Regions from separate parts of the Homo sapiens genome. Here all the other regions are linked to region 1. Evidence: chromatin contacts called from ENCODE Hi-C or POLR2A ChIA-PET data. All regions are on one chromosome and are shown on one strand. Each heading gives the region's core, a stretch centred on a gene start or an enhancer-like site at or near the end of the contact. The rest is flanking DNA. Distances are from core to core; before and after follow the strand shown.

Region 1 (7,103 bases), core at 400-2,899:
GAATGCTAGATGCCGCTGAGAGGGTTCAAGGGCTGCTGTGTGCTTTCCAGTAAGTTGGAAACGCCTCGGAGAGGCTGAAACTGGCAAACTCACAGGCCTGGGCCAGAGCTTCCACCCGGGTAGGGGTGGGCCCCCAAGAGGGTGCCTCTCAGCAGAGTGGAGCCCGATCCACCGAGGAGAGCAGGAGGCGGCCGTGGAAACCGTCAATAAAAATTAACAGACCGACCAGAACACAGCCTCAGTTACTGATCAACCCGAGCCCCGCCCGACCCGACTCTCCCTCCTCGGGACACCCCGGGGGGAAGGTGGATAGAAAGCCGGACTGTCCGAGGCCCTCCCTTCAGCCCCGGCCAGGTCCTGACCCAACAGTGAGCTCCCCACGGCTTCTCCCGGCCACTGCAACTCCCGGCGAGGCCCTAAGTGACTCGGAGCGTCCGTCGGAAGGGCAGCCTCCGGGCCTCCTGCCTCACTCCGGGAGGCGAGTGCGCGGCCCCCGAGCCCGCGGTGCTGGGTCCGAGAGCGGGGAGCCCTCGTCTCGCCGTCTGCAGGACCCACCTGCCCGCACGCATGCTAAGGGGTCCAGACCCACTCTAGGGCTGCGCCTCTTCTGACACCACAGACTGCACGGACCACGTTTAACAGACTTTTAAAAGTGACTGAACCCAAGAAAAACTTCTCAGGAAAACGGAAAGAATGCGAAACATCTCCAGCCTCTCCCGCTTCCTATTCCCAGGGAGGGCCTCGCGCAGGAAGCGCTCGGCGGGACACGGCCTTTCTGGAGGGGGCTCCCACCTCTCCCAAGGGAAGCCCGCCCAGCAAAGCCGCCCGGAAAGGCTGCCCCGGCCCGAGAGCCGGGAAGGCCCCTCCCCATGACGGCGCCCGCGGGGGTCCCTGGAGAGGCCCCTCCGGCCCCGGGGCGGAGGACAGACCCTCGGGGCGGCCGCTTCTCTCCCGAGATCACCGAAACCCCTTGGCCGCGGCCCGGGGCGCACGGGGGGCAGGGGTAGGGCGGGGAGCGCAGAGACTCGGGCCCGCGGCGAGGCCCCGGCGCCAGCTTTCCCTCCCGGCGGCCGCCCCAGCCCCGCCTGCGCTTCCGGGGCTGCGCCGGGGGCAGAGTCCGGGCGGCGGGAAAGGCGCGCGCCCCCGATGGCGGCCGCGCACGCGCGCTGGGGCCAACGGGGACGCGCGACGGGCTACGCAGGCGCACGAGGGGAGCGGACGGGAGGCGGGAAGGGCCATCCGGGCGCGCGAGGGCCGGACGGGAAGCGGGAAGGGCCGCGCGCCGCCGAGGCGGGGCAAAGGCGAAGTGCGGGGACGCGCGCGGAGGGGGAGGGGCGCGGGAGGCCGCGTGCGCTAGGGACGGGGCGCGCGGGGGCCGGAAGCGGGCCGGACGGGGGATGGGGACGCGGCCAGACCCCCGGGAAGCCCCTGACCCGCCCCGCACCCGCGCCCGCCACGCGGAGAGGAAGGGGAGAGCCCGCCGCCCCCTCCCGCCCGAGAGGGGGCGAGATCGGCCCCGGGGAGGCCGGCGCGGCGGCGGGGGCAGGGCTGCGGCGCGGGGAGGGCGGTGGGGCGCGGGGCGACGTGCGACTCACCCGTCCATGGCACACAGAGCAGACCCGCGGGGGACGGAGTGGAGGCGCCGGAATAGCAGGAACCGACCCAACGGCTCCGAGTTATAGACTCACAAAATGGCGGAGACGCCCGCACACGTCCCCCGCGCGCGCTGCCCATTGGCTCCCGCTGCAGCCAGGGGGCGGGGAGAGCCCCGCGGGCCCCCGCCAGCACCTCCCACTGGCCAGAAGGCCGCCCGGGGGCGGGACCCAGAGAAATCGCAGGCGCCTATTGGGGGAGGCGGTTATTCCTCAAGGCCGAAGGCGGAAACGGCTTGTGTAGTCGGGGGAGGGGGAGAAAATGGGATCACGTGACGGCGTCTGAGCCAGTCAGCTGGCGCGTGGCTTTGCGGGAGACGCCATCTTGAGAGTGGGTACGTGGCGAGTCAGGCGGCGGGAAGCGTGCTTTGCCCAGGCTGCCGCCATCTTGCAAGTGGGCAGGACCCGCCCGCCTGGGCCGTGAGGGCAAAGGGAGTCGCATCGCCATCTTGGAGTCGGGCAGGAAACCCTCAGGGCTCCATGTTGGTTGTGGGCACATGGCCAAAAAGTCCGATTCAAACTGAGCGCTCACATCTGGGTGATCGCGCGGGGAGGGAAAGGCCGCGTCGCGTCCCGGACACGCCAGGGCTGTTTCCACAGTGGCCACAGATACTGCGGGCGCGCCATGATCCGGGGTCACCCCCGACCGTTCTTTGTTCGCCCCGGAACAGCGAATCCCGACTGCGGAGATAGGGAAACTGAGGTCCGGGCCCCGCACAGTCCGCGGCCGGCTGCCTACAGCTGGGAAAACTGAGGCCTGGACCTTGTACAGTCCGCGGCCGCCCGCCTACAGCTGGGGAAACTGAGGCCTGGACCTTATACAGTAGGCGGCCGCCCGCCTACAGCTGGGGAAACTGAGGCCTGGACCTTGTACAGTCCGCGGCCTCTCACCTACAGCTGGGGAAACTGAGGCCTGGACCTTGTACAGTCCGCGGCCGCCCGCCTACAGGTGGGGAAACTGAGGCCTGGACCTTGCAGTCCTTGGCCGCCCGCCTACAGCTGGGGAAACTGAGGCCTGGACCTTGTACAGTCCGCGGCCTCTCACCTACAGCTGGGGAAACTGAGGCCTGGACCTTGTACAGTGGGCGGCCGCCCGCTTACAGCTGGGGAAACTGAGGCCTGGACTTTGCACAGTCCGCGGCCAACCGCCTAAAGCTGGGGAAGCTGAGGTCCGGGCCACACACAGTCCACGGCCATCCGCCTACAGCTGGGGAAACTGAGGCCAAAGCCACACACAGTCCACGGCCATCTGCCTACAGCGGGGGAAACTGAGGCCCAGGCCACACACAGTCCACGGCCATCCGCCTACAGCTGGAGAAACTGAGGCCCGGGCTCCATACAATCCAAGGCCGCCCGCCTACAGGTGGGGAAACTGAGGCCCAAGCCACCCGCCTACAGCTGGGGAAACTGAGGCCCGAGCCCCCTACAGTCCCTGGCCCACTGACCTACAGCTGGGGAAACTGTGGCCTGGAGCTCGTACAGTTCGAGGCTGCCAGCCTACGGCTGGGGAAACTGAGGGCCAGGCCCAGCAGGGTCACCAGGAGGGTCCCTCCCGGGCCACCATCCCAGCAGCAGAAAACACCCTAAACTAATGTTCCCAGGAGCGCTGATCACATGAAGAGTCTGACAGAGCTGTGAGGGTGCCTGACGGGGAGGCCAGGTCAGCGGGTTGGGAGCCATCCCAGAGTGAGGGGATGACCCCGGCCCTCCACACTGGGACCCTCACGGGAGGCTGCGGTTGGAAACCGGAGCAGTTCCCGGCCCGGAGTAGACACTGCTCCCTAAATAGAATTAGCGGGATTTAGTCCATGCTGAAAAGGGGGTTTTTCATTAACACCAACCTACGGAGGGAGAAGACATGACAATTCTCGTTTCCCCAAATCCAGGCGAGCCTAGCGCCCTGCTTCTCTGGCGTGTTTTATTCCAGCAGTGCTGCGTTTCAGGCCGGGGCCTGGCGTGGGCCCAGGAGCCTTGGAGCCCCGCCGGGCGTCTGGTGCCAGAGGATTCCAGCCCGGATTAGGGGTGGCCGCCGAGCTCCATGGAGGCATCGCACGGCAAGGTCCTTTGGCCCGAACCACCCGGTCAACGGAGACTCACCAAGAGCCATCTGCAGCCAGGGTCACTCATCAGGAATGTCCGGTGGATCTGGGAGAAGCCCAGTGTGTTACTGTGGATTTGCTCCCCTGGAGACCCCCATCCTCACACCACCAGAACCAGCCGCTTCTGTCTGTTCGCGGAGTGCCTGGGATGGGCCCCGCCCTGAAAGCAGACAGGCAGGGGCGGCCGGGGGTCTGAGTGGCAGCTGGCAGCAGTAGAGACCACCAGGTTCCAAGCACCAGTCTAACCCTTCGGAATCGTGTTAAAACCCACTTCTGATCGTGGCCCCGCCAGGCCTCCTGTCTTGCTCAAAGTATAAACCCAAGGCCATCCCTTACCCCGCAAGCCCCACATGACCAGCCACCTGTCCAGTACCTTTTTTTATTTTTATTTTTTTAAGACAGTGTCTGGCCGGGTGCAATGGCTCACACCTGTAATCCCAGCACTCTGGCAGGCCGAGGTGAGTGGATCACCTGAGGTCAGAGTTCGAGACCAGCCTGGCCAACATGGAGAAACCTCCTCTCCACCAAAAATACAAAAATTAGCCAGGCGTGGTGGTGCATGCCCTATAATCCCAGCTCCTTGGGAGGCTGAGGCAAGAGAATCACTTGAACCCGGGAGGCGGAGGTTGCAGTGAGCCGAGATTGCGCCATTGCACTCCAGCCTGGGCAACAGGAGTGAAACTCTGTCTCTAAAAAACAAAAACGAAAATAAACACCTGTCATCCCAGCACTTTGGAAGGCCGAGGCAGGCGGATCACAAGGTGAAGAGCCTGAGACTATCCTGGCCAACATGGTGAAAGCCCGTTTCCACTAAAAATACAAAAATTTGCCGGGCGTGGTGGTTTGCTCCTGTAATCCCAGCTACTCGGGAGACTGAGGCGGGAGAATCACTTGAACGCGGGAGGCGGAGGTTGCAGTGAGCCTAGATTACGCCACTGTACTCCAGCCTGGGCAACAGAGTGACACGCTATCTCAAAAAAAAAAGTAAAAATAAAAAATAAAATGTATGTCGCGGAATTTAGGGTCTACCTGCAGACTCCAGGATGATCTCATCTCAAGACACTTAATGGTACCTTCAAAGACTGGTGTTCCAAATGAAGCCTTGTTCACGGGTTCCAGGGTTTAGGATGTGGTTGTCTTTCTTTGGGGCCACCTCTCAGCCCCTCAGCCCCACCCACCACCTGAAGCTTAGAGGGCGATAGCAGGTACAAGCAGGCCGTTTGTTTTTGCAATGGCGGCCTGGTCCCAGGAACCCCCCCCACCGCCTCCACCTCACCCAGGTCACCTGAAACCAGTGTCCTTCCTGGGCTGGCCTGACAGTAACCATGGCTGAGGGCCCAGCAATTTACAGGTCAGCTGTCATATGCAGAACGCCAGCGCGGGAAGACGCCCAGGGGCTCCCGTGGGCACCTGATTTATTTAGCGAGCAGGGCCCAGCCTCTGTCTTTTCTCCTCTCCTGTCTCCCATCCCAGCCCGCAGGCCAGCTGCCTCCTTCATGAATGATTCAGGGTGAGCGAGGAACAGGCTCACCTTGCCTTTGTGCGAGAATCACGTTGGTTTGCTGGTTACCATTTTGAAAATGATACTCTGAGCCTGGCAGGAGAAACGGGGGGGGGAGTGAGGACATCTGAGGCCCTCAGAGCCACCGAATCTCATGCAGAGGGCCTGCTGGGGCCTCAGACACCTTTCAGTTCTGATGGGGGAGGGAAGGGCCGTGCCTCAGTTTACTTCTTCGTCAACATGAGTGGCAGGGCCAGGCCGTCCCTCCTCCCCATGAGCAGTTCCATAGATTTATTTTTCCTTTTCCTTTTTTTTTGTTTTTTTTTTGGGGGGGATGGAACCTCACTCTATTGCCCAGGCTGGAGTACAGTGGCGCAATCTTGGCTCACTGCAACCTCTGCCTCCCGGGTTCAAGTGATTCTTCTGCGTCAGCCTCCTGAGTAGTTGGGATTACAGGTGCCTGCCACCACGCCTAGCTAATTTTTGTATTTTTATTCTTATTTTTTTATTTGATTTATTTTTTTCTTTTTCTGAGACGGCGTCTCGCTCTGTCGCCCAGGCTGGAGTGCAATGGCGTGATCTCAGCTCACTGCAACCTCCGCCTCCTGGGTTCAAGCGAGTCTCCTGCCTCAGCCTCCCGAGTAGCTGGGACTACAGGCGCCCACCACCATGCCCAGCTAATTTTTATACTTTTAATAGAGACGGGGTTTCAGCATGTTGGCCAGGATGGTCTCGATCTCTTGACCTTGTGATCTGCCCTCCTTGGCCTCCCAAAGTGCTGGGATTACAGGCCACCCTGTAATCCACCTGTGAGCCACCACACCCAGCCTAATTTTTGTATTTTTAGTAGAGATGGGGTTTCACTGTGTTGGCCAGGCTGGTCTCGAACTCCTGACCTCAGGTGATCTGCCCGCCTTGGTCTCCCAAAGTGCTGGGATGACAGGTGTGTGCCCGCACAGCCAGCACAGGTTTATTATCTTAATTACAAAAGTGAGGGCTCAGGGATCCAGGGCGCGGCCTCGGGCTGGTCTCCTGGGTGGTCTCCCAGCCTCTCCGGCCCATTTCCTGGATTTCTGTTGAACGGAGCTTGGAGTGGGGGTTCGGTGAGGCCACCCCAAGGCCTGATGGCCAGGACTCACGGACAGGAATGCATTGCTATTCCCTGGCCTCACTATACCCCATGCAGAACCACTTCCGTCCTGTGCTCTGTGCTCTGGGAATCAACTGCGGCTCGAGGCTGGTCCCGCCCCTCCAAGCTGGGACAGTGGGTTGGTATAGGAAGTAGAGATCCTAAAGGGAATGGGGGCTTTATTTATTTTTTGTTTATTTATTTTTTTGAGGCAGGGTCTCACTCTGTTGCCCAGGCTGGAGTGCAGAGGCACAGTCTCGGCTCCCCACAGCCCCAACCTCCCCAGCTCAGGTGATCCTCCCGCCTCAGCCTCTCGGTAGCTGGGGCTATAAGCAAGTAGTTCCACCACGCCTGGCTCATTTTAAAAAATGTTTTGTAGACACAGAATCTCACCGTGTTACCCAGGCTGGTCTCAAACTCCTGGGCTCAAGGGGTCCTCCTGCCTCAGCTGCCCAGTGTGCTGGGATGACAGGTGTGAGCTGCCACACCCGGCCTGAGAGGTCCTGTAAATTAGCCCCTCAACTCCTTTCTCCCCCACCCTCTCCAGTCTCTGTTCATCCCCCACCCCAAGAAGGACCCCTGTCCCTGCAAGGGGTGGTGGGCCCAAGGATCTGCCCCCGAATTATCAAAGTCACTTCTCAAGAGTCTTCTCATCCCAGGACACCTCCCTATGCCCAGACCTCAGGGAGACCAGCCTCTCCCCACCCCCACCCTGGGCCCTC
Region 2 (7,103 bases), core at 2,361-4,860, 470 kb before region 1:
ACCCGCCGGGGTCCTACCACACTACACTCAGAAACGTCACACGGAGTTGGAAAAAAGCCACAGCTTGCTCAGCTTCCGACAAAGAGCGGATTCACAGTCCGTTCGATCTCAGAGAAGTGAGTGGGGCACCCACTTCATGGGGCCAACCCCACTAAAAAAAAAAAGGCAACGCAACCAAAAACTAAAACAAAAACCAAAAACCCACACAACCCCCGATTTTTTTGAAAACTCATGGCTCGTGGTCAAAAAAGTAAATGCTTTTCAAAATGTTTTGAAAACCCTCAAAAAAAAACAGCACTTCCTTAAAAAGAAAAGTCTAGTAACGAGGCCATCCCGGCGTCAGAAGCGGTCAGGCTGGGTTTGACAAGATCAGAACCGAAATGACTACGAAAGTGGGAATACAAGGAGGTGCATTTACTACACATTAACGTTCAGCGAAGCTCCCACAATCTTTAAACACACAGCCATTGGAAGGACGATCTTGAGCAGGAAGGGTTTTTACTCGTTGTGTGTAGCTGAGGACAAGAAGCAGGCACAGTGTAAAGGCACCGAAGCAACAAGAGGCAGCTTCACCCCAGAGGCCAGACCAGGGCGCGGCCTGCGGCCGGGGAGCAACCACCCCCCACAGCCGAGGGAGGCTGGCCTGCGGCCACACATGCACCTAGCTGACTGCCCAGCGGGCCCTCGCTCTCCCTTGCCTTTTTGGTCAGTCTCATTTGGCTTTTGCGTCCTGCGATAGAAATGGCTCTGAGAGGACAGATGCGCCTCTTCTGGGCAAGCACAGTGACAAGGTCTGAGTGTCCAGCCTAAAGTGCTTGGAGAGGGCACCAAGGTGAACCGAGCTCCCACCGCAGGCCACAGCAGCGTGGCGCCCTCGGAGTGTGACTTACCGTAACTGTCATAACTGTCTCTGTAGGACCCGCCCGAGCTCCGGTCACTGTAGCCACCACTCTGACTCCGGCTGCAAGACAGACAAACGTTGAGTACCGGAAGGTACCCGTCTACTTCTGCTCTGCCACAACAGGCTGAGCCGCCAGCCCCCATGCCAGCCGTCCCTTCTGGGGACACAACAAGGACCCCAGCAGGGCAGCATCTTGGAAATTGTTCAAAATCTCCACCAGCCTGTCCCCCAGGCCCTCCCGCTTCTGCGAATGTCCTGAGCAGTCTCCTCTCCTCTTGGCCTGGGTCCCCACCTGCCTCTGCTCCTTGCCCAGCCAGTCTCATCTCAGCTCCCCCAGGGACCTGGGACCCGGGACGGAAGCTGGCCATCCCGCAACCACCCCTGTGCTTGGGCCGGCCTCCCCCTCACCTGCTATAGTAGTCTCTGGAGCCTCCGTAGCCCCCACTCCTGGACTCGAACCGGTTCCCCCCATAGCCTCGGTCCCCTCCTCCTGCACATACAGGAAAAAGTGAGTACCAGCTCCCACCAGCAGTACCTCACAGCATCCCCAAGGGACCCACTCATGGCACTCACCTCTAGAGAACCCACGGCCCCGTCCTCGGCCCCCACGGAAGAAGCCCCGGCCCCCGGCAGAGCCACCACGGTACCCACGGGATCGGTTGTCTGACGACTTGCCTGCCTGGTCTACTCGGATCTGCCGTCCATCTACAGACTGGAGACAGAGGGCGGGACGGGTTAGCAGGTGGGTGCCCCATCCTCGAGACGGGACTCCTGCTCAGCACCCTGATCCTCACCTTCCCATTCATGGCCATCATGGCATCCTTAGCGTCGTCAATGTTCTCAAAGGTGACAAACCCAAATCCCCGAGATCTCTGGGTCTCCCTGTCTTTCACAACCACCACTGTGCAGGGGAGAGAGGTCTGCAGTCAGCACCCAGCTGTACTTCCAGGTAGGAGGAGCACAAGCCCCCCCGCCCAGGGCCGCGGGCCCAGCAGCAGCCTCACCTTCAGAGATCTGTCCGTACTTTGAGAAGACCTGCTCCAGCGACTGCTCATTGGTGTCAAAACTCAGCCCTCCAACAAAAAGTTTGCCTTCATCTGATGCCATGGCGGCCTGTGGCAGACACCAATGAAATCCTCAACAGGGGTCATCTCTCACCACCTCTCCCCGCTTCCTATTTTATGTAAATGACATGTGTTTTTTAGGGGAAATATTAGAAAATCAGATTTTTATTTTTCATTATCTCAAACTCATACCTAGGACTTATTTTTTTGGGGTCGGGGGCAGTGTGTCTAACTGTCACCCAGACTGGAGTGCAGGGGTCACTGCAGCCTCCACCTCCTGGGCTCAAGCAATCCTCCTACCTCAGCCTCCCAAGAAACTGGGACTGTAGGTGTACACCACCACGCCTGGATAATTTTTTTAAATTTGTTTTAGTAGAGATGGGGTCTTGCTCTGTTGCCCAGGCTGGTCTGAAACTCCTGGGCTCAAGCAATCCTCCCACCTTGGCCACCCAAAGTTTTGGGATTACAGGTGTGAGCCACCGCACCCAGCCACCTAGGACTTCTTAATTCAAATAATTTACTCCATCCACCCCCAAGACTGAAGGCAGGCCGCACCCATTTCCACAATGGGTGTCTCCCTTCCCCCACAGCCTTCCAGTTGTGCCCTGGGCAGGACTGCACTCTCAGGTTCTCCTATTTCCGAACGGGTGCCAACTCCTACCCTAACCAACTGACATCTACTTGTTGCTGGACCAGAACGTGCTTCTGCTCACTGTAAAATGCCTCCTGAGACTGGGGGGGGGGCTGGCTGTCAGGGAGGCCGCCCCGTCCTGGGGGGCACCTCAGGGCAGGTACTGACTTCCATAGCCAGGACCTAGGCCGGGAATCGGGAAGGGATGGCCCCGGAAGTGATAAGGCAGGATTTCCAGGCAGGGGAAGTGGCATTTAGGAGAACTGGCTATTTAAGGGGGCGGTCAGTGCTGACACAGACAAAGCATTCACTGGCTGGGAATGGCCGCCACCCAGTGGCTCTGAGAACTAGACTTGGAAGTCTGGCACTGGGAGCTGTGCCAACTTGGACCAAACTTTGGGCGCAAAGCACGACGTGGCAGACGAGGAACCACACTAGAACGGGCCACGCCTACCCAAGATTTACGAGGCCGTCCTTTCCCTCATGCAATCGCAATGGGAAAAGGAGGAAACTAAGGCTCGGTAAGCAAAAGCGTTGGTGTGTGGATACCTCCAGCCCCAAGGCCGGGAAAGCGGCCCTGGAGACCGGGGGCGCCACGTGGCCCCGCCCCCGCCGCGTGCGCATGCGCCCCGCGCGCACCCTGCGCCACTCCATCCGGGAACTCGGCGCTCCCGCCATTTCGCTGGGCACAGCCTCGAGCTCGCGGCCGCCATTTTGCGGCGGCAACCGGGTCGCCGGCGGCCCGGACCGGCGGGGAGAGGCCCTCTGGCCGCTACTCGGCCCAATCTCCCGCTGTCCCTCGCCGCCGGCGGGGCGGACTCCACCCCGGGCCCGCCCCCTCCCAGGGGCGTGCCGCTGCGGCCCCGCCTCGCCTGGCCGCCGCAGGCCGCCCGCCGCCCCGAGCTCCTCGGAGCCGGTGCAGCCAGGGCCCTCACCACTGAGTCGGGCAGGTCCCTGACGCAAGCGGGAAGACAGCGCACCACAACGACCCGAGCCTCCTAACGCGCGAGTGAGGGGGGGGCGTCCCCGAGCCCGGCCTTATATACGCTTCCGCCGGGCCCCGCCCCCTACACATCCTGGGCCAATCAGAGGGCGCGCCTGCGTCTTATATTCATGAGCTGGGGGCCGAGTCTATCTCGGTTCCGCCCCCTCCCGCGGACTGGTGTCGGGCTCGACTATTGGCCGAGACGTTTGCAGTCCGCAGTCCTCCACCCGCGCTCGAGGGGGCGTGACCAGCGCGCGGCGGGGCGGGGCGGGGCTGACCCAGTTACGCGTGCCTGCTCCCTGGCCTGCGGCGGGGAACAAATGGGCCTCTAGCCCCGATTCCCAGGCCTCAGGCCTCATGGGGACTTCTGGGTGTCACTGGGACCCCGACTTTGCCTGTGCTCCAGCAGTCCCGACATAACAACCTAGCCCAGATCCCCTACCCAACCAAGACCCGGCTGTCAGACATCCCAACTTCATCTGAACCCCGACACCTGTCGTGATATTCTTGCCAATACAACCGACGTCCCAGTTTTCCCAGCACCCCAGCACTCCATTCCTGCCATCAACCCCATGCCCACCAAAACCCCAACAGAGACAACCCCATTCATGCGAACCCCAATATTCGCAATCCCAATTCTTCCTACATCGCCACACTTTGGTGCACCCCAACTTTACGCAACCCAGTTTGCCTACAAACTCCAACCCGCACCCAAGCCTAACTCCCACTGGAACCGCGATTATCACGGCTGGGTGCGTGGCCCACACCCCCACACTCGCCTGGCCGGATAGTGTTGTGCGTCCCTGCTGTCGGGTGCAGGCGGACACCCCGAGTCCCCACTGCACCCCAGCACTCCGCCCGGCCCTCGGCCTCCCCTCCCACCGTGCTGCACAGCAACGGCGCACTCGCTCCCCACGCGGGGCCAGGCCCACTCTGCTCCTCCACCCAGGCCTTTTCTCTCCTTCCACAGGCCTCCCCTACTGAGCCTGGTTGGCGGAGGGGAGTCTTAAAGCCGCCGCCATCTGGAGAACCAGCTTTACAAGGACCCTCACTCACTACTCTTCGGCGGCCCCAAAGCCTCTGGGGGGCCCTCTATGGCCACCACTTGCTCCTCGCCCAGGAGTCATCTCATGCCGCCGCCTCCCCCAGCCCTGGTGGAAGAAGCCAGCGCGGACCCCTGCCTCTCTGCCCCAGAAAGTCTTCGGAGGGATGACCCTCTGCTGACAAGCTGGGGGAAGTTGGCGTACAGAGACCCCCGCTTTGCTGCTCATCCCAGGGAAATCCCGGCCCCACTCCTGACCTCAGACTCACTTCCACCCTCAAGTGGATCGAGGTGGGGGTAGCCAGGGGCGCTGTCTCCAGTGACAAGGTCTCTGGGACCCCTCATGGGCTCAAGACCCCCTCCCCCAGGCAGCAGCTGTGTGATTCATCACCACCCCCTCTGCACCTCGGGCCCCCCCACTACAGCCGCCCCACTCCCCGTCAGCGGCAGCCGGCTGCTGCGTCAGCCACTCACGCAGGGTGGTTATTAAAGGAGAGAGACATCAGCACCGAGCTCCCCTGCGCCCGCCGTCCATGCGGGAGGGGCCACCCACCCACTGGAGCCCCAGACGCGGGCGCCACATGCCCAGCCTGGGAGCAATTCAGGCCCATTCTTTCTGATCTGCGCCCCCAGCCCCCAGCCCCAGCAGTCAGCGCGGTGGACGTTCTCTGACCCAGAGCAGCCCTTGTAGGGGGGGAGTTGGAGGGGGTGCCTGGTAGTCACAGCGGCCCCTGCATAATTGCGTAATTCTTGCCGCTCCCCCCAGCCCATCGTTCCCTGGTTCTGTGAGCCTCTGCCTTTTCCTGGTTTTGCGAAGCGCCGTGTTCATTCATTCATTCATTCATTCAGCCAGTGCCTAGTTATTAAGCGCTTACTACGAGCGGGTTCCTGGGTGCGGGCTCCGTGAGTGTCCGCAGCCATCCTGGGTTCCCAGGGTGGCGTTGACACGCACCTGCGCACACCTGCCGCTTTGCATCTGTGCCGAGCACTGTGCACCGGCTTCCAGGTGTGGACCTGTGTCGGTACCTGTGCCTCTGGGGTCAGCTGCGTCTGCGAGCACCCGTGACTCCCAGGTATCTCACCGCGATCCTGTGTCCCCACCGGGGGTCTCAGGCGGCTGGGACCCCTTCATCCACCCCTGCTGGCCACTGACCATGCGGGACCCGACCGGGACGCGCTGCCCGTTGCGGACACCAGGGGGCGCTGCGGCCTCGCTCCGTCCGCGGCGTTTGGCTCGAGCGGCCGGGCTCCCGGTGCCGCCGCTCCACGCAGACGCCTCGCGTGGGAGAGGGGGCCCCGCCGCCCAGCCCTGCGCGGCCACAGCGCACAGTCCTCGAGGGGTCCAATCTCGCGGGGCGAGGACGCAGCCTGCGTGTCGACCCCCAGCCTCCCGCCGCCCCCGCGCCTCGGCCCCAACGGAGGAGCTCAAAATAGCCGCGCCGGGCGGGGGCGAGACTGCTATTCCGGGCCCGACGCGCGGGGCTCGCCCCTGCCCGGCGAGGCGCGGGGATCAGTCAGAGTCCCCGAACCTGCTCCCCGCGCGTCTGTCTTGGGCCCCGTGGGCCCATTCACAAATCCGCCCCCTTTCCAGCCTGCCGTCTCGGAAGGGGCGCGCACCTCCTGCACCCTGATACTCCTCCCGGGCCTCCTCCCCTGCGGGGCGTCGCCATGGAGACGAGGGCGGAGCTCCCTCGCTCCCGCACCGCCCACTCCGCCCTCCCCACGGGGCCCCGCCCGCCGGACGCCAGGTCCTCCCCCGACCCCGACTAATGACCGGGCGGGAGGCGGTAGAGAGCGTCTAGGCCTGCGACGGGCGTGGCCGAGGATGAAAGGCGCGTGGGGGGGACCCCGGGGCCGCATAATTACCGCCTCCTCCTAGCCAGGCGGGGGCCGGGACCGTGCACCTGGCGGCCGCCCCGCGGGGGCGCAGAAATAGGACCGTCCTGGCAGAGGCTGCAGCCGACCCAGCTGGCCCCACTACGCGGGGCCCAGAGCCAGGGTGGGGGATGCAGAGACCGGGCGTGCGGGTTGCCAGGTGTGGCGCACATGTGTGCCCGTGGGCAGAGTACAGAGACACAAGCTTGTGTGGACACGAATGTGTAGCTATGTGCGAGTGCACACGGCGTGGTGAGTGCAGGGACCCCAGGCCGGCCTGCGTCGGTGCGCAGGGCATATAGGGGCGTGCACGCAGTCTTGGAGGTGTGTGCACAGAGCCCCCGGCACCCGCGTGTGTGCAAAGACACAGGAACCCGTCTGCGTGGCGCTGTGTGTGCAACCCAAGGAGGTGGGCGCTTGGACTCCAAAGTGTGCGCTTATCCGGATGTGGATGTGGGGGCAGCCGGGGACAGGGCTGGGTGTGCGTGACTCGGGTGTGCCGGGACCCACAGAGCATATGTGTCCATGCCTGGTGCTGTGACTCATGTCCCTGGGGTGGGCACGCGTGCTGTGTCAGCGGGAGCCGCGCCTCCCAGGGCAGCCCA
Region 3 (7,103 bases), core at 3,124-5,623, 380 kb before region 1:
GGCTGAGGCAAGATAATCACTTGGACCCAAGAGGCAGGGGTTGCACTAAGTTGAGCTCATGCCCCTGCACTCCAGCCTGGGTGAAAGGGCCAGACTTCGTCTCAAAAAAAAAAAAAAAAAGAATTTCATTTGGAAATATTCGTAGTGGTTAAATTCTATTAGGCACTGTCTGTCCATTGAGTTGTCTGAACAACCTAGCAGCTAGTTGCTATTATTATTATTATCATTATTATTATTTTTTTTGAGACAGAGTCTTGCTCTGTTGCCCAGGCTGGAGTGCAGTGGTGCGATCTCAGCTCATTGCAACCTCCGCCTCCCGGGTTCAAGCGATTCTCCTGCCTCAGCCTCCGGAGTGGTTGGGACCACAGGTACGTACCATCATGTCCGGCTTATTTTTGTATTTTTAGTAGAGACAGGGTTTCACCATGTTATCCAGGATGGTCTCAATCTCTTGACCTCGTGATCTTCCCGTCTCAGCCTCCCAAAGTGCTGGGATTACAGGTATAAGCCACCGTGCCCGGCCACTAGTTGCTATTATTATCACCCTCCCCATTTTATAGGTGGGAAAACCGGGGCACAGAGAGGTTAAGTAACTCTCCTTGGGTCACACAGCAGATTCACAGCACTGTACTCCAGGCTGGGCCATGAGCCCCAGTACTGTGTCCCTGCTGCTTTCCGGAGCCACCCCCTGTGATTCCCTGGAAATCCCCGCATCTGACTAATTCCCTAAGCATCCCCCAACTTGGCAGATTCCTGCCTGCTGAGATGGCTGGACCCACCCCGGCCTGGGCAAACTGCCCCCACTTTAGGCAAAATCACCCATCGAGACCTTGTGGTTTCCCGAGGTGGATGTGGCAGAGATCGAGCCCACGCCTCTTCCTAGCTCACTTGGTGACCTCAGGGCAGCTTCTGAACAGTTCGTGCCTCAGTTTCCTCCCTCGTGAAATGCAGGTAATACCAGTCGCTACCCCAGAGGGCCGCTGTGGGAGCAGGGCCGGCGTCGTGGGTGTGTGTGACTCGGGGCTTCGCCCACCGCCTGCACTCAGAAGGTCCCGGCGCTCAGCGTGATGCTTTGCTGTTGCCTAACCCAAGCTATGAAATATGTTTTGTGCCGGGGCACCGTGTTTTCATTTCCACTGATCCTCAAAAGTTGTGTGGATGGTCCAGTGTGGGAGGAAATGAGCAGATGCAGCCGCCACCCTCCAGTCCCCAGGCTGGCTTCCTCACCCTTCCAAATCTTTAGTGCCTATTGCTCAATTTAACTGCTGTTCAATTTGCTGTGAAAAGAGTCTCAGCCAGGCACGGTGGCTCATGCCTGTAATCCCAGCACTTTGGGAGGCCGAGGCAGGCAGATCACCTGAGGTCAGGAGTTTGAGACCAGCCTGACCAACATGGAGAAACCCTATTTCTACGGAAAATACAAAATTAGCTGGGCATGGTGGCACATGCCTGTAATCCCAGCTACTTGGCAGGCTGAGGCAGGATAACCACTTGAACAGGGGAGGAGGAGGTTGCAGTGGGCCAAGATTGCGCCAATGCACTCCAGCCTGGGCAACAGGAGTGAAACTCCATCTCAAAAAAAAGAGAAAATAGTCTCAAAGTTGAGATGAGCACCCAGTTTGCCAAAACCGGGAGGCAGAGGTCATGCCATTGCACTCCGGCCTGGGAGACACAGCAAGACTCCATCTCAAAAAAAAGGAGATTTGGCCGGGTGCGTTGGCTCACGCCCGTAATCCCAGCACTTTGGGTGGCCGAGGCGGGCGGATCACGAGGTCAGGAGATCGAGACCATCCTGGCTAACACGGTGAAACCCCGTCTCTACTAAAAATACAAAAAATTAGCCGGGGTGGTGGCGGGCGCCTGCAGTCCCAGCTACTCAGGAGGCTGAGGCAGGAGAATGGCATGAACCTGGGAGGTGGAGCTTGCAGTGAGCTGAGATTGCGCCACTGCACTCCAGCCTGGGCGACAGAGCCAGACTCCGTCCCAAAAAAAAAAAAAAAAAAAAGAGATTCAGTGTGGAGGGAAGTATCTCTGTCGGGTCCGGCTGCTCTGCGGGACTCTGAGGAAAAGCTCACAACAGGTGGACGCCGTTCTGTCACCATGGGTAAAGGAGACCCCCAATGAGCTGAAGGACAAAATGTCCTTGTGCGCCTTCTGCATCTCACTCTGGACATATCACTTCTGCCTTCTGGGTCTGAGTTTCCCCATCTGCCCCCTTGTGCTTTTGGGTTTGATGACAGGGGTCCTTGGCCTGAAATTTTTTTTTTTTTTTTTTTTTTAGACGGGGTCTTGTCATGTCACCCAGGCTGGAGTGCAATGGCGCGATCTCAGCTCACTGCAACCTCCGCCTCCCAGATTCAAGTGATTCTCCTGCCTCAGCCTCCTGAGTAGTCAGGATTACAGGCACCCACTACCACGCCTGGCTAATTTTTGTATTTTTAGTAGAGACAGGGTTTCACCATGTTCGTCAGGCTGGTGTTGAACTTCTGACCTAGGTGATTCACCCACCTCAGCCTCCCAAAGTGTTGGGATTACAGGCGTGAGCCACCGTTTTTTGTTTGTTTGTTTTTTTGAGACCGAACCTCACTCTATCGCCCAGGCTGGAGTGCAGTGGTGTGATCTCAGCTCACTGCAACCTCTACCTCCTGGGTTCAAGCGATTCTCCTGCCTCAGCCTCCCTAGTAGCTGGGAATACAGGCAGGCACCACCATGCCCAGCTAACTTTTTTGTACTTTTAGTAGAGATGGGGTTTCACCATGTTGGCCAGGCTGGTCTCAAACCGCTGACCTCAGGTGTTCCTCCTGCCTCAGACTCCCGTAGTGCTGGGATTACAGGCGTGAGCCACCGTGCCTGGCTTTTGGCCTCAGTTTTTTAGAGAGGTGCTAAAATATCTTAAACCTGCTTATTATCTGCCTTACCAGGCCTTCTTTGCCCGGACTGTTCTTCCTACTCTTGTCTACCTGGTACACTCCTACTTGAACTTCAAAACCCCAGCTTCAACACACTCTTCAGCATGCAGCCCTCTATGAAGCCCTAGGCAGACATTTCAACCCTCCCAGAGATCCCGCATATTGGAGTGTCTGGTCCTGGTTCTCTCTCCCCTAGACCAGGGGCTTTCTGATGTTGGGACAGACAGCTGAGTCCTCTGTGAGACCCTGGGTTTTCCCAGCTCATGACCAAGCACAGAGCAGCATCGATTAGAAGTCACTGAATGAATTAACAAAGTCATGGAGAAATCAACTCTAGTTTCAGGGGGTTGGAATGGGGGCAGAGGCCTCTGGCTTGTGGCTGCTTGGGTCCAGGGAGCTGTATCAGTATTGTCATGGCTGAAATTGGGCTGGGGAGGCGGTGGTGCCTCCCACACTGGATCTGCCTTCACTGGCTCAAGTCACAGGAAAAGTGCCCTGAGACTCCAGCTCCCCACGCAGGGCAGCCTCCCACCACAGCCACCGAGAGGAGGAGCCCCTCAGGCCCCCGTGGCCCTGCCTGAAAGGATCCTGCTCTCTTGGGGGTAGCCCCTGGGACTTACCCAAACCCCCATGTGCCAGTCACCATGCTGAAGCGTCCAGAACTGTATTTGGTTAGGGAGAGAGATTAATGAACAGAGATAACTTTTCGTGAGAGAGTATGTCTGACAGGCCCAGAGGTGATGATTTTATTTCATTTTATTTTATTTCGTTATTTATTTATTTATTTTTGAGATGGAGTCTCACTCTGTTGCCCGGGCTGGAGTGCAGTGGTGCGATCTCAGCTCACTGCAATAACTACCTCCCAGGTTCAAGCGATACTACTGCCTCAGCCTCCTGAGTAGCTGGGATTACAGGTGCCCGCCATCACGCCCAGCTAATTTTTGTATATTTAGTAGAGACGGGGTTTCATCATATTGTCCAGGTTGGCCTCAAACTCCCGACCTCAAGTGATCCATCCGCCTCAGCCTCTCAAAGTGCTGCGATTACAGGCGTGAGCCACTGCGCCCGGCTGGTGATCGTCTTAGTAGCTTTTGAGGGAGTCTCAGTTTAAAAGTCTCGGGTGAGTGAGCCCCAGTGGGGGACGTGGCACATGCAGAGGCTTGGAGGGGGTTCTGAGGAAGGAGGAAAAAAGGGGATGCTGTACCACAAAGCAGATTCCATTTCACCAGCACGGTGCAGAAGAGGAAACTGAGGCTTGAGGAGGTGAAAGCACATGCTGGGGTCTCAAGAGAACCAGGCAGGGCGGGATTCGAACCCAGAGCCGTAGGAGTCCCAGCCCCTTCCGAATAGCGGAAGGACCTCAAGGGATTGGCTTGGAAGGTGGCCCCGCCCCCGAACCGAGACCACGCCCCCGCAGGTGGAGGCCCCGCCCCGCGGCATGACCGGAAGTGCGCGGGGCCCCCAAGATGGCGCCCGAAACCCGGAAGTGAGCGGCGGCAGCTGCGAGGCTCGGAGAAACAGGCGCCGCGGGCTCCGCGCCCGGCCGGACCCGGGCCCGAGGTGAGGCTCTGGTTGCGACCCCCGCCCCGGCTCCACCGCGACCCCTGCCTGGCCCGACCCCGCTTGTGGGTCCGGCGCTCCCCGCGGACCCCTGCGCCCGGGGCTGGGGGTTCTGGGGGCCGTGGGGCGGGGGCGAGCGCGGCGGGACCCCCGCCCTCCGCCGCGACCCCTTCCGACCCCGCCCTTCGCCGCCAACGTTGACCCCGCGCTGCCCCGCGACCACCGCCGTGAACCTTGACCTGCCCCCCCGCCCCCCGGCGACCCCCTGCCGTGAACCTTAACCCTACCTTCCACGACAACCCTCCCAACCTTTCCTTCCCGCTCTTCCGGGTGACTCCCTGTACCGCGCAGCTTGGTGACCCCCGACCTTTCGTTTTCTGGTAACCCTTGACCCCGCACTCATCGGTGCCCCCGAGCCCCTTGGTGACCCCGCACCCGCTTTTCCTCGGTATCCTGGCCTTCCCTTTTGGGGACTCTCGACTCCATGCGCCTCGTGACCTCGACCCCTTCCTGGGAGTGACCCCCGGTCTCTCCCGCCGCCCCGATTCCTGACTCCAGGCTCCTCGGGCGTTCGTGCCCCTTCCTCCTCCTTGTCCCCGGTCCCAGGACCCTTGCCTTCTCGGCCCCGCAGCGCAGCCCTGTCTCCCTCCCTCCCCTTGCTCCCCGCCCCTCCCGCTCCTGGGGCCTCCGACTTCTCTTCTGGGGCAGATGGTTTTTCGGTTTCTGCATGGAGGTCCCCCGGTTTGGGATGGGGGCTTGCTGATATTAGGTGACCCCGGGGCCGTCTGGGCGGAGTCTGCAGAGCGTGTTGGGGGTGGGAGTGCGGGTCGCATTCAAACCCGGCTTCCAGGGACAGGCGGGAGGGAGGGTAGCGGGCTGAGATGGCCCGAGTGGGGCCCGGGAGCAGCGTGTGTCGGTGAAGGGGAAGCGCAGGCCTCCTGGTGGGTCCTGTCCCCCGTAGGGCACTCTTCCCACCACCCCAGAGTCCCGAAGAATAAGGCAGGTGGGGCCTGGAGGGACCAATCCCCAGACTGACCTGGGGCGTGGGGGGCAGGCGTTGTGGAGAGCCCACCCAGCGCCTCCAGGGACGCCGGGCACGGATGGTGCTGGGGCAGGGACGGTGGGTGTCTCCCTGGATGAACTGATTAACATTCTGAAAAGTTAAAAAAAAAAAAAAAAAATCTCTTAAATGTGTAGCCGGGGCCTCCCCTGGCTGCTTCTTCCCGGAATGCCTGTTGTTCCCGCCTGCTCAGAACGTCCTTCCTGCCTGTGACTGCTGGGACGGGACGGGATAGGTTTGGTGCCATCTGTTGCACGCCCTGTCAGCGAGAGTGCCCGGCCTCGGAGCTGGCCTGTGCTGATGCTGGCTGCCAGTTTGCCGGGGCGGGGGGGGCGGTTGCAGTGAGTGTTTTACAGAGGGGCAGAGGAAGCCGAGGTTCAAGAGAAGAGCATGGGAGGGGCCGAGGACCCAGGGCCGCAGACCCCGTGGGCAGCCAGCCCGATTACACGGGGATTACAGGCTTCAAACTTTCTTCCAGGCCTCTTCCTCCGGGCCAGGGCAGCCGGCACTGCTTCCTGACTGAGGGGTGCTGTGCTGTTTCGGGTGCCCTCCCTGGGATGTCTCTCCCTGACTCGGCCCTGGAAGAGGAGCAGCGGGGACATGGGACCCAGAGAGTTTGTGGCAGGCCCAGCAGGTGCCGTCCACGCCCTTTCTTCCCAGACATCCTCTGGCCTTCAGGGATCTGGCTGCCCGGCCCCAGATTTTCCCAGGGGTGACCCTGGTCGTGGGGTGATGGCTTCTCACAGTGGCCTGCTCCGGGCCACCTTCAGAGTTCTTGCCGAGAAAGGGCGAATTTGAGATCTGGACCCCTTGGTGGGTGGGATGGAGAACAGCAGGATGGGGGCCTCAGGGCCTCCCACGGCAGGGGAGACGGCAGAGGAGACGCAGGCAGGCTCTCGTCCTTGGAGAGGGAAGGACTTGGAAGGCGCCTGCCAGCCCCTGGAGTGTGATTTCAGAGCACAGGGAGGAGGCTTTTGTTTAACTCTGAGGATCCCGGCAGACATCTGCCCACACCTGCCAGGAGCCAGGAGGGCCCTGGTGTGGAGGGGGCTGTGCAGGCAGGGGCTGGACTTCAGGGGGAGGGAGCCTGTCAGAGCACAGAAGAGGCAGCAGGAGCTTCCCTCATCCATTCACTCTCAGTTTGCTTTGGGGTCTGGCCTCTCCGTTCATCCATTCACTCTTGGTTGGCTTTGGAGTCTGGGCTAGACAGGAGGCACCCAGGTGTGCAGGTGCGGAGGAGAGGGTGCATGTTCTCCAGCCGCGTGACCATGGGCAGTCACTGCCCTCTCACCTGGCGGGGAAACCGAGGTGGAGAGAGGTTGCGCCAGCCACCCCTAGACCCCCCACCCACTTGCTGCCTAAGGCCTCCCCCAACCCCAGGGGTGTGAGGGGTGTGACCAGCTTGGGCTTGGCCCAACCCGGCTCCAGCGGAGTCACGGATGCCCCTCCGGCAGGGCCCATGCGGAAACGCCAACACCGCCAGAGTGAGCTCTGCCCCGAACAAAGAGGCGACTGTGTCGACAGAACCAGTCCGGCTCCCAGAGGCCCCCTCCCAGGGGGCCCCCATGCTGGGG
Region 4 (7,103 bases), core at 1,584-4,083, 310 kb after region 1:
TGCCTCAGCCTCCCGAGTAGCTGGGACTACAGGCGCCTGCCACCACGCCCGGCTAATTGTTTGTATTTTTAGTAGAGACGGGGTTTCACCGTGTTAGCCAGGATGGTCTCGATCTCCTGACCTCGTGATCTGCCCGCCTCAGCCTCCCGAGGAGCTGGGATTACAGGCTTCAGCCACCAAGCCCGGCCTTTTTTTTTTGTATTTTTAGTAGAGATAGTGTAGCAGGAAGAGCCGCAGACAAAACTCCTCAGACACCCAGTTAGAGAAGGAAGCGGTTTATTCGGCCGGGGCCATCGGCAAGACTCCTGTCCCAAGAGCCGAGCTCCCCGAGTGAGCAATTCCTGTCCCTCTTCAGGGCTCACAACTCTCAGGGGGTCCGCGTGAGAGGGTCGTGATCGATTGAACAAGCAGGGGGTACGTGACTGGGGGCTGCATGCACCGGCAATCAGATCGGAACAGAACAGGACAAGGGTTTTCACAGTGCTTTTCCATACAATGTCTGGAATCTATAGATAACGTAACCCAGTAGGTCAGGGGTCGCTCTTTAACTACCAGGCCCAGGGCACAGCGCCGGGCTGTCTGCCTGTGGATTTCATTTCTGCCTTTTAGTTTTTACTTCTTTCTTTGGAGGCAGAAATTGGGCATAAGACAATATGAGGGATGGTCTCCTCCCTTAATAGAGTTTCACCATGTTGGCCAGGCTGGTCTCGAACTCCTGACCTCAGCTGATCCCCCCTGCCTCATGCTTGTTATTATTTTGACACAGGGTCTCACTCTGTGGCCCAGGCTGGAGCGCAGTGGTGCGATCTCCACTCACTGCAACCTCCGCCTCCTGAGCTCAAGCAATCCTCCCGCCTCGGCCTTCCAAAGTGTTGGGACCACAGGCACACGTCATGCGCCCTGCCAGCACATCTTTATTGAGTGCCTGCTGTATGCCAAGCGTTGTTTTAAGTGCCAAGGAGACAGCAGAGTGCAAGGTGGGCTGACCTCGGCCCGAAGGAGCTTACATTCTAGTGAGCAGCAGGGAAGAGAGACCATGAGCCAGGCTAGTTATGCCATAAACCTCGGGCATAATACCGAAGTGGTGCTGTGCGGAGAAATGTTGAACAGCTGGCTCTCCAAGGGAAAAGGCCCTCACTTGCAGCGCACGCCGCCCCCTGTGTTGTAAATACTCCCATCGTGGCTGCCAACATGAGCCAACCAGCTCACAGATCGCCGCGAACTTCACAGTGGGCTCAGGAGCTGGCATGAGCAGCTCCAGCCGCCGCTGCAATAGGTGAGGCGTGGAGAGTGCTGCTGGGAAGAAGGAAAAGGCAGGGAAGGGGGCAGGCAGCATGATGATAGGCAGGTTGCAGGATCAAATCTGTGGTCCCGATAGGCCGGGCATGGCGGTTCACACCTGTAATCCCAGCACTTTGGGAGGCTGAGGTGGGCGGATCACTTGAGGTCAGGAGTTTGAGACCAGCCTGGCCAACATGGTGAAACCCCATCTCTATTTCTTTCCTTCTTTTTTTTGAGATGGAGTCTTGCTCTGTCGCCCAGGCTGGAGTGCACTGGCACAATCTCGGCTCACTACAAGCTCCGCCTCCCGGGTTCACGTCATTCTTCTGCCTCAGCCTCCTGTGTAGCTGGGACTACAGGCGCCTGCCACCACGCCTGGCTAATTTTTTGTATTTTTAGTAGAGACGGGGTTTCACTGTATTAGCCAGGATGGTCTCGATCTCCTGATCTCGTGATCTGCTCGCCTCAGCCTCCCAAAGTGCTGGGATTACAGGCGTGAGCCACCGCTCCCGGCCCCATCTCTATTAAAAAAGACAAAAATTAGCTGGGTGTGGTGACGGGCGCCTGTAATCCCAGCTACTTGGGAGGCTGAGGCAGGAGAATCGCCTGAACCCACCAGGCGGAGGTTGCAGTGAGCCGAGATTGCGCCACTACCCTCCAGCCTGGGTGATAGAGCAAGACTCCATCTCAGAAAAACAACAGAAACAAAAAATCAATCAATCAATCAGTGGTCCAAGGAAGATCCTGGAGGTGGAGAGATTTGAGCAAGGCCTTCCTGGAGGGGGAGGGAGTTGGACCGGGTGTATCAGGCAGAATGTACGGTGAGTGCAGAGGCTGAGTCCGGAGGGACCAACGCAGCCAGAGAGGGCAGGAAGGACCTGGGCTTGTAGGACCTTGCAGGCTACAGCAGAGCCCACTAGGACCCCTCTCCAGCCCCCCAAATCCTCGGAATACAAGCCCTTCCTTCCTCTGAGCTTCGGTGTCCTCGTCTGTAACATGAGGACTTGCCAGGCATGGGCTGGGTGCCCAGCAGAGCCTGAGAGCTGGTCCTGTCCTCACTGTCCCACGGGGACAGCAGGCTCTCTCTGGATGAGGATGGAGGGGAGCTGGCAGGTTCTCTGTGTCCTTGCGGGAAGAACAAGCCTTCCTTGTTAGAGTCTCCCGGGAACAAAGGGGCGGGCAGCAGCAGGGCGCGTGAGTCTGAGTCAGGGGGCTGGCCGCCGGACAAAGGACAGCAGTGAGCAGCCTCAGGGAAGTGGGGAGTGGCAGATCACGGAGGCTGGGAGCATGAGCTGACCCTGGACGGGCCGGTGGCAGCAGCCACAAACACCTGGCCTCCCCCTCTCCTGCTGTGCCGTGTGCCAGGGACACAGAAACAGCAGGTCATCGGAGGAACCCGGCCTCCTGGGAGCTGCCTCCCAGCTGTCGCACCCTCATCTGCAGCCGGAGGATGTGTTTTAGGAAAGAATGTCGGGAACTTGGGGCTGGCACCGTGGCTCACACCTGCCCTCCCGGTGCTTTAGGGGGCTGAGGTGGGAGGATCGCTAACCCCAGGAGGTCAGGGCCGCCTCATTCCCACCATTCTCTGATCACCCTTCTCCACCGTCAGTGAGCTGTGATCGCGCCAGCCTGGATGGTGGAGTGAGACCTTGTCTCTAGAGAAAAGAACGGTGGGACTTGGATCGGCAGCAGCCACAGCAGTCATGTCTGTCATCTGGACTATTGTAGAGCTTCATTCCACTCACTGGCTCAGCAGGCACTCACTGCGCACCTGTTCTGGGCAGGCGGTGTTTGGGATGCCCAGGGCGCCACGGGGCTCGGGCACGCCCGGCTCCTGCCTCTTCGTGTTCCTATGTGAGCACGCGTGTGTGTGCGCGCCTGCCTGTGTGTGCCTCATCGTGCGCACCCACGTGGTGTAAACGTGCACCTGTGTGTGTGTGTGTACGTGTGTTACGTGGTAGAGCACGGCAATGACCCTCCATAAACAACTAAGCAGGTCAGCAGGGTCCTCCGCTGGGTTGAGGTTGCACCCGCCCTTCCAGGACCCTCCCCTCCTCTCACTCCCCTTCACCCCACAGCGTCTCAGAAAATCTTGTGAGTTCTGCCTTCAAGACAGGCCCAGAACCCACCCACTCCTGACCATCCCACAGCAGCCCCCAGCCCAGGCCCCGTGGTGCCCACCTGGGCTGGTGTGCTCGCCTCCCCCGGGCTTCCCTACCCCCACCTTCCTACCCTCAGTCGATTCCTTCAAACCCAATTCAGGCCGTGCCCTCCTCTGCTCCAGCAGAGGCCTCCGTGGCTCCCACCCTGCTCAGGGTAAAACCCTGTGTCCTCTCCGTGTCCTCAGGGCCCTTCACGACCTGCTGGGTCAGCCCCGCCCTCCCTCCTCCTGCTCTCCCCTCCTCACCCTGCGGCAGCCACCCTGGCCTCCTCCTCGCTCCTCCGCCTCGCCAGGTGCGGTCCTGCCCCAGGGCCTTTGCACAGCGGTGCCCTCCCCAGACACCCCGTAGATGTCTGCACAGCTGGGCATCCCTTAGAGGTCCTGACTTCCTCCAGGCCTTTGCTAACGTTTCACCTCTTCAGGGGGCCTTCCTGGCCACCGTATGTGAAGACCCAACTCTGCTCTGAGGTTTCCTTTCTGTGATCACGTCACTGCACACTCCAGCCTGAGCACAGAATGAGACCCTGTGTCAAAAATAAAACAAGAGGCCAGGCGCGGTGGCTCATGCCTGTAATCCCAGCACTTTAGGAGGCCAAGGCGGGCGGATCACCTGAGGTCAGGAGTTCGAGACCAGCCTGACCAACATGGAGAAACCCCGTCTCTACTAAAAATACAAAAATTAGCCGGGCGTGGTGGCGCACACCTGTAATCCCAGCTACTCAGGAGGCTGAGGCAGCAGAATCGCTTGAGCCCGGGAGGCAGAGATTGTGGTGAGCCAAGATCGCGCCATTGCACTGCAGCCTGGTGACAAGAGTGAAACTCTGTCTCAAAAAAAAAAAAAAAAAAAGAAAAAGAAAAGAAAAGAAAAAAATAAATAAAACAAGAGAGACATGTGTTCACAGCATTATTTGCGGTTGTTCCGAGCTAGAAGCAGCCTAGAAGCTCTGAGTAAATCATGGCATCTTCATGGGATGGAACGTTGCCCAGCAACAGAAGTGAGTGATGGACAGCTGTCACCCACACCAGGACTGATCTCACAGGCAGGGTGGGAGGTCTCATGAGTGCACCGTCCCCTTCCCGTGCCGCACAGAAGAGGCAAAGCGGGGCCTGGCTTTACAGGCAGGATGGCGGCTGACAGGTAGAGGGAAGGAAGATGGCTGCAGGGGCTTCCGGGGAGCTGGGGACACAGTGTTGATCCCAGAGCCGGCCCCATGGGGATTGATTGATCCCAGAGCTTCCGGGGACCCATGAGAGGAAGAGCTGATGGCTCTCTGCTGCAGGGTCTTCCGCAGGCCCTGTGGACATCCCAGGTGGGGTGGTCCCGGCCACTGCAGGGTGCCTAGCGGCATCCCTGCCCCCACTCACCCCATGCCAGGAGCTCCCCCAGTCGTGACGACCACAGGTGTCCTTGGACACTGCCCAGCGTCCCCTGGGGGCAATCACCTGGGTTGGGAACCCCTGGTCTGTTGATTTCAGCCCACCATGATCTCATAGCTCCGTGTCACTGGAACGAGGGTGAGCCTGCATGCCTGGGGGAGTGGTGAGGGAACTCAGGCAGGTGGAGGTCTGTCGGGGAGGAGCCTGTGCTAGACGCAGTGGCAGCCAGGATGGGCGTCTGTAGGGCTTCCCATGGTCATGTCTGAAGAGCTGGCTCTGGCTGACATAGAGTGGCCTTTTGGGGCTGGGAGAGGCGTCCCAGGGATCCCTGAGGAGGTGGGGGTGGGTGTTGGGGGGGGATGGGGCCCTGGACTGGGCCGTGGCTGTGAGGTGGAGAGCAGCAGTCAGCTGCTGAGTGGGCTTTGGATCCAGGAAGCGGCCCCAGGGGTTTGGATCCAAGTCAGCATGGGTCTGGAGGTGCCATTTGCTGGAGTGAGGGAAGGCTGGAAGAGGATGTTTGAATGATAAGGGGCCAGATGCCCTTGTCTTCAGAGTGACCCTGTGGAGTCAGGCTGACATATGCCCGTTTTTCAGAGGAGGAAACACATGCACAGTGGTGCAGTGATTCATCAGGGACCACACAGTGTCTAATCCAGAAACCCTGGTTCATGGGCGCAGGAGGTCTGCCTGGGAAGTTCACTGCAGGAAATTGTAAAGGAGGTGAAGTGGGAATAGCCTCGGTGCCCGTCGAGGGGCGGGGCTGGGGTGCTCGTATGATGGCGGCCAGGGTGGGTGACATTCAGACTGGCAGGTGTAGGTGGGCAGGACAGTGCAGGGCCAAGAACATTCTGGACTTGAGTCCTAGGTCCACACTCCTGCTGGCTTTGTGACCTCCGCCTCTGTCCATGGTGATAGGCATGGAACAGCTCGTGGGGTGGCGCCTGTGAGCACAGAGCTGGCAGCAGAGCCGTTCTGCATGAGTAATCTGCTGTATGCCAAGGACGCCCTGCCGATCTCACCCTGTATGCAGTAGGCGATTAATAAGTGCCCATCCACTAAGGCAGCATTTCCCCATCTTGACACCATTGACATTTGAGGGTCTTCTCTTGGGAGGAACAGCGTTGTAGTTCTCCAGTCACTAGATGTCATCAGCACTCCTGGTCCTGGCAGCCAAGAATGTCTCCAGACATAGCCAAGTGTCCCCTGGGGGCAGCAACACCCATGGCTGAGCACCATTGGCCCAAGGGATCAGTCCTAGGCTCTACTCTCTAGACCTGTGCTGCCCGACACAGCGTCCACAGGTCACAGGTGACGCTGGAGCACTGGAACTGTGGACGCTCCACACTGAGGCAGAGAGTGCAAAACATGCCAGGCTGGGAGGACAGCATTAAAAGAAGAATGTGAAATATCTCACCTGTAATGTTCATATGCAGAAATGATATTATTTTGGATATGGGGGTTAATAAAATGTATTATTAAAATTAATTTCACGTGTTTCTCTTTTTTTGATACAACTACTAGAAAATTTAAAAATGGCCGAGCATGGTGGTTCATGCCTGTAAACCCAGTGCTTTGGGAGACTAAGGCAGGGGGATTGCTTGAGGCCAGGAGTTAAAGACCAGCCTGGGCAACATAGCAAGATCCCATCTCCACACACAAAAAAGAAATTAGCCAGGGATGGTGACACATGCCTATAGTCCTAGCTACTCCAGAGGCTGAAGTGGGAAGATCACTTCAGCCCAGAAGTTGGAGGCTCCAGTGAGCTATGATTGCACCACTGCACTCTCCAGCCTGGGTGATAGAGCAACATATTGTCTCAAAAAAAAAAAAAAAAAAAAAGTAGGAGGTTCTCAGTCTGTTTCTGGTGGGCAGTGCTGCTGTGGGTGATCAACTTTCTGGCTACACCATGAGCTTGGTGAAGATGAGTTGGTCTTGGTTGCCATCATCCTTCCCATTATCCTTTCCCATCATCCTCCAATCATCCTTCTCGGTCATCCTCCCATTGTCCTTCCCATCATCCTTCTCCATCATCCTTCCCACCATCCTTCCCATCATCCTTCTCCATCATCCTCCATCATCCTTCCCCATCATCCTTCCCCATCATCCTTCCCATCATCCTTCCCATCATCCTTCCCCATCATCCTTCCCATCATCCTTCCCCATCATCCTTCCCCATCATCCTTCTCCATCATCCTTCCCATCATCCTTCCCCATCATCCTTCCCACATTCCTTCTCCATCATCGTTCTCCATCATCCTTCCCATCATCCTTCTCCATCATCCTT

Evidence for each region. Hi-C counts contacts between places; a loop is a spot of excess contacts on that map. ChIA-PET counts read pairs that join two places held with the same protein, here RNA polymerase II (POLR2A). Pooled maps may share reads with other maps.
Region 2: a loop to region 1 is called in a map of gastrocnemius medialis, with 3 times the contacts of the local background. The contact joins the promoter of CIRBP here to the promoter of PTBP1 in region 1. A Hi-C loop is called at or near these places in 5 of 168 maps with a recorded cell type or tissue (CD4-positive, alpha-beta memory T cell, gastrocnemius medialis, heart left ventricle and 1 more), 13 of 37 single-sample maps with no recorded cell type and 22 of 50 pooled maps. POLR2A ChIA-PET finds 5 or more read pairs at or near these places in 10 of 52 experiments (CD4-positive, alpha-beta T cell, CD4-positive, alpha-beta memory T cell, Caco-2 and 7 more).
Region 3: a loop to region 1 is called in a pooled map, with 12 times the contacts of the local background. The contact joins the promoter of SBNO2 here to the promoter of PTBP1 in region 1. A Hi-C loop is called at or near these places in 2 of 37 single-sample maps with no recorded cell type and 9 of 50 pooled maps.
Region 4: a loop to region 1 is called in a map of naive thymus-derived CD4-positive, alpha-beta T cell, with 20 times the contacts of the local background. The contact joins the enhancer-like site here to the promoter of PTBP1 in region 1. A Hi-C loop is called at or near these places in 2 of 168 maps with a recorded cell type or tissue (CD8-positive, alpha-beta T cell and naive thymus-derived CD4-positive, alpha-beta T cell), 1 of 37 single-sample maps with no recorded cell type and 9 of 50 pooled maps.

The regions. Positions count from the first base shown.
Region 1 is chr19:791,998-799,100 of GRCh38, reverse strand. It overlaps PTBP1 (polypyrimidine tract binding protein 1), which reads right to left and starts at 1,649. Exons shown (of 15, transcript NM_002819.5): 1 at 1,596-1,649. The coding sequence starts at 1,603. RefSeq lists enhancers at 1-810, 811-1,696, 1,903-2,242, 1,895-2,530, silencers at 953-1,262, 1,333-1,512, 1,523-1,872, 1,636-1,990 and cis regulatory regions at 6,386-6,535, 6,833-7,103.
Region 2 is chr19:1,265,839-1,272,941 of GRCh38, reverse strand. It overlaps CIRBP (cold inducible RNA binding protein), which reads right to left and starts at 3,610. Exons shown (of 6, transcript NM_001300829.2): 1 at 3,532-3,610; 2 at 1,906-2,014; 3 at 1,696-1,802; 4 at 1,475-1,613; 5 at 1,310-1,391; 6 at 1-961. The coding sequence starts at 2,008. The coding sequence ends at 499. CIRBP-AS1 (CIRBP antisense RNA 1) reads left to right here and starts at 2,682. Exons shown (of 2, transcript NR_027271.1): 1 at 2,682-3,117; 2 at 4,552-5,471. LOC105372236 (a long non-coding RNA gene) reads left to right here and starts at 6,401. Exons shown (of 3, transcript XR_936233.3): 1 at 6,401-7,103. RefSeq lists silencers at 2,994-3,303, 3,354-3,513, 3,724-3,933, 5,544-5,593, 5,734-6,623.
Region 3 is chr19:1,171,538-1,178,640 of GRCh38, reverse strand. It overlaps SBNO2 (strawberry notch homolog 2), which reads left to right and starts at 4,373. Exons shown (of 32, transcript NM_014963.3): 1 at 4,373-4,469. It overlaps LOC102725180 (collagen alpha-1(VII) chain), which reads right to left. Exons shown (of 3, transcript XR_005647046.2): 2 at 4,757-5,622; 3 at 3,648-4,081. RefSeq lists enhancers at 58-1,257, 4,013-4,062, 5,447-6,005 and a silencer at 4,203-4,512.
Region 4 is chr19:481,326-488,428 of GRCh38, reverse strand. It overlaps a transcript of CIMAP1D not described here. Among named protein-coding and RNA genes, the nearest start is that of CIMAP1D, 9.9 kb to the right of the region's middle. RefSeq lists an enhancer at 2,258-2,776. Within about 2 kb of position 2,833, at least 6 of the 41 ENCODE cell types and tissues checked have a DNase peak (open chromatin) inside an H3K27ac peak, as active enhancers do.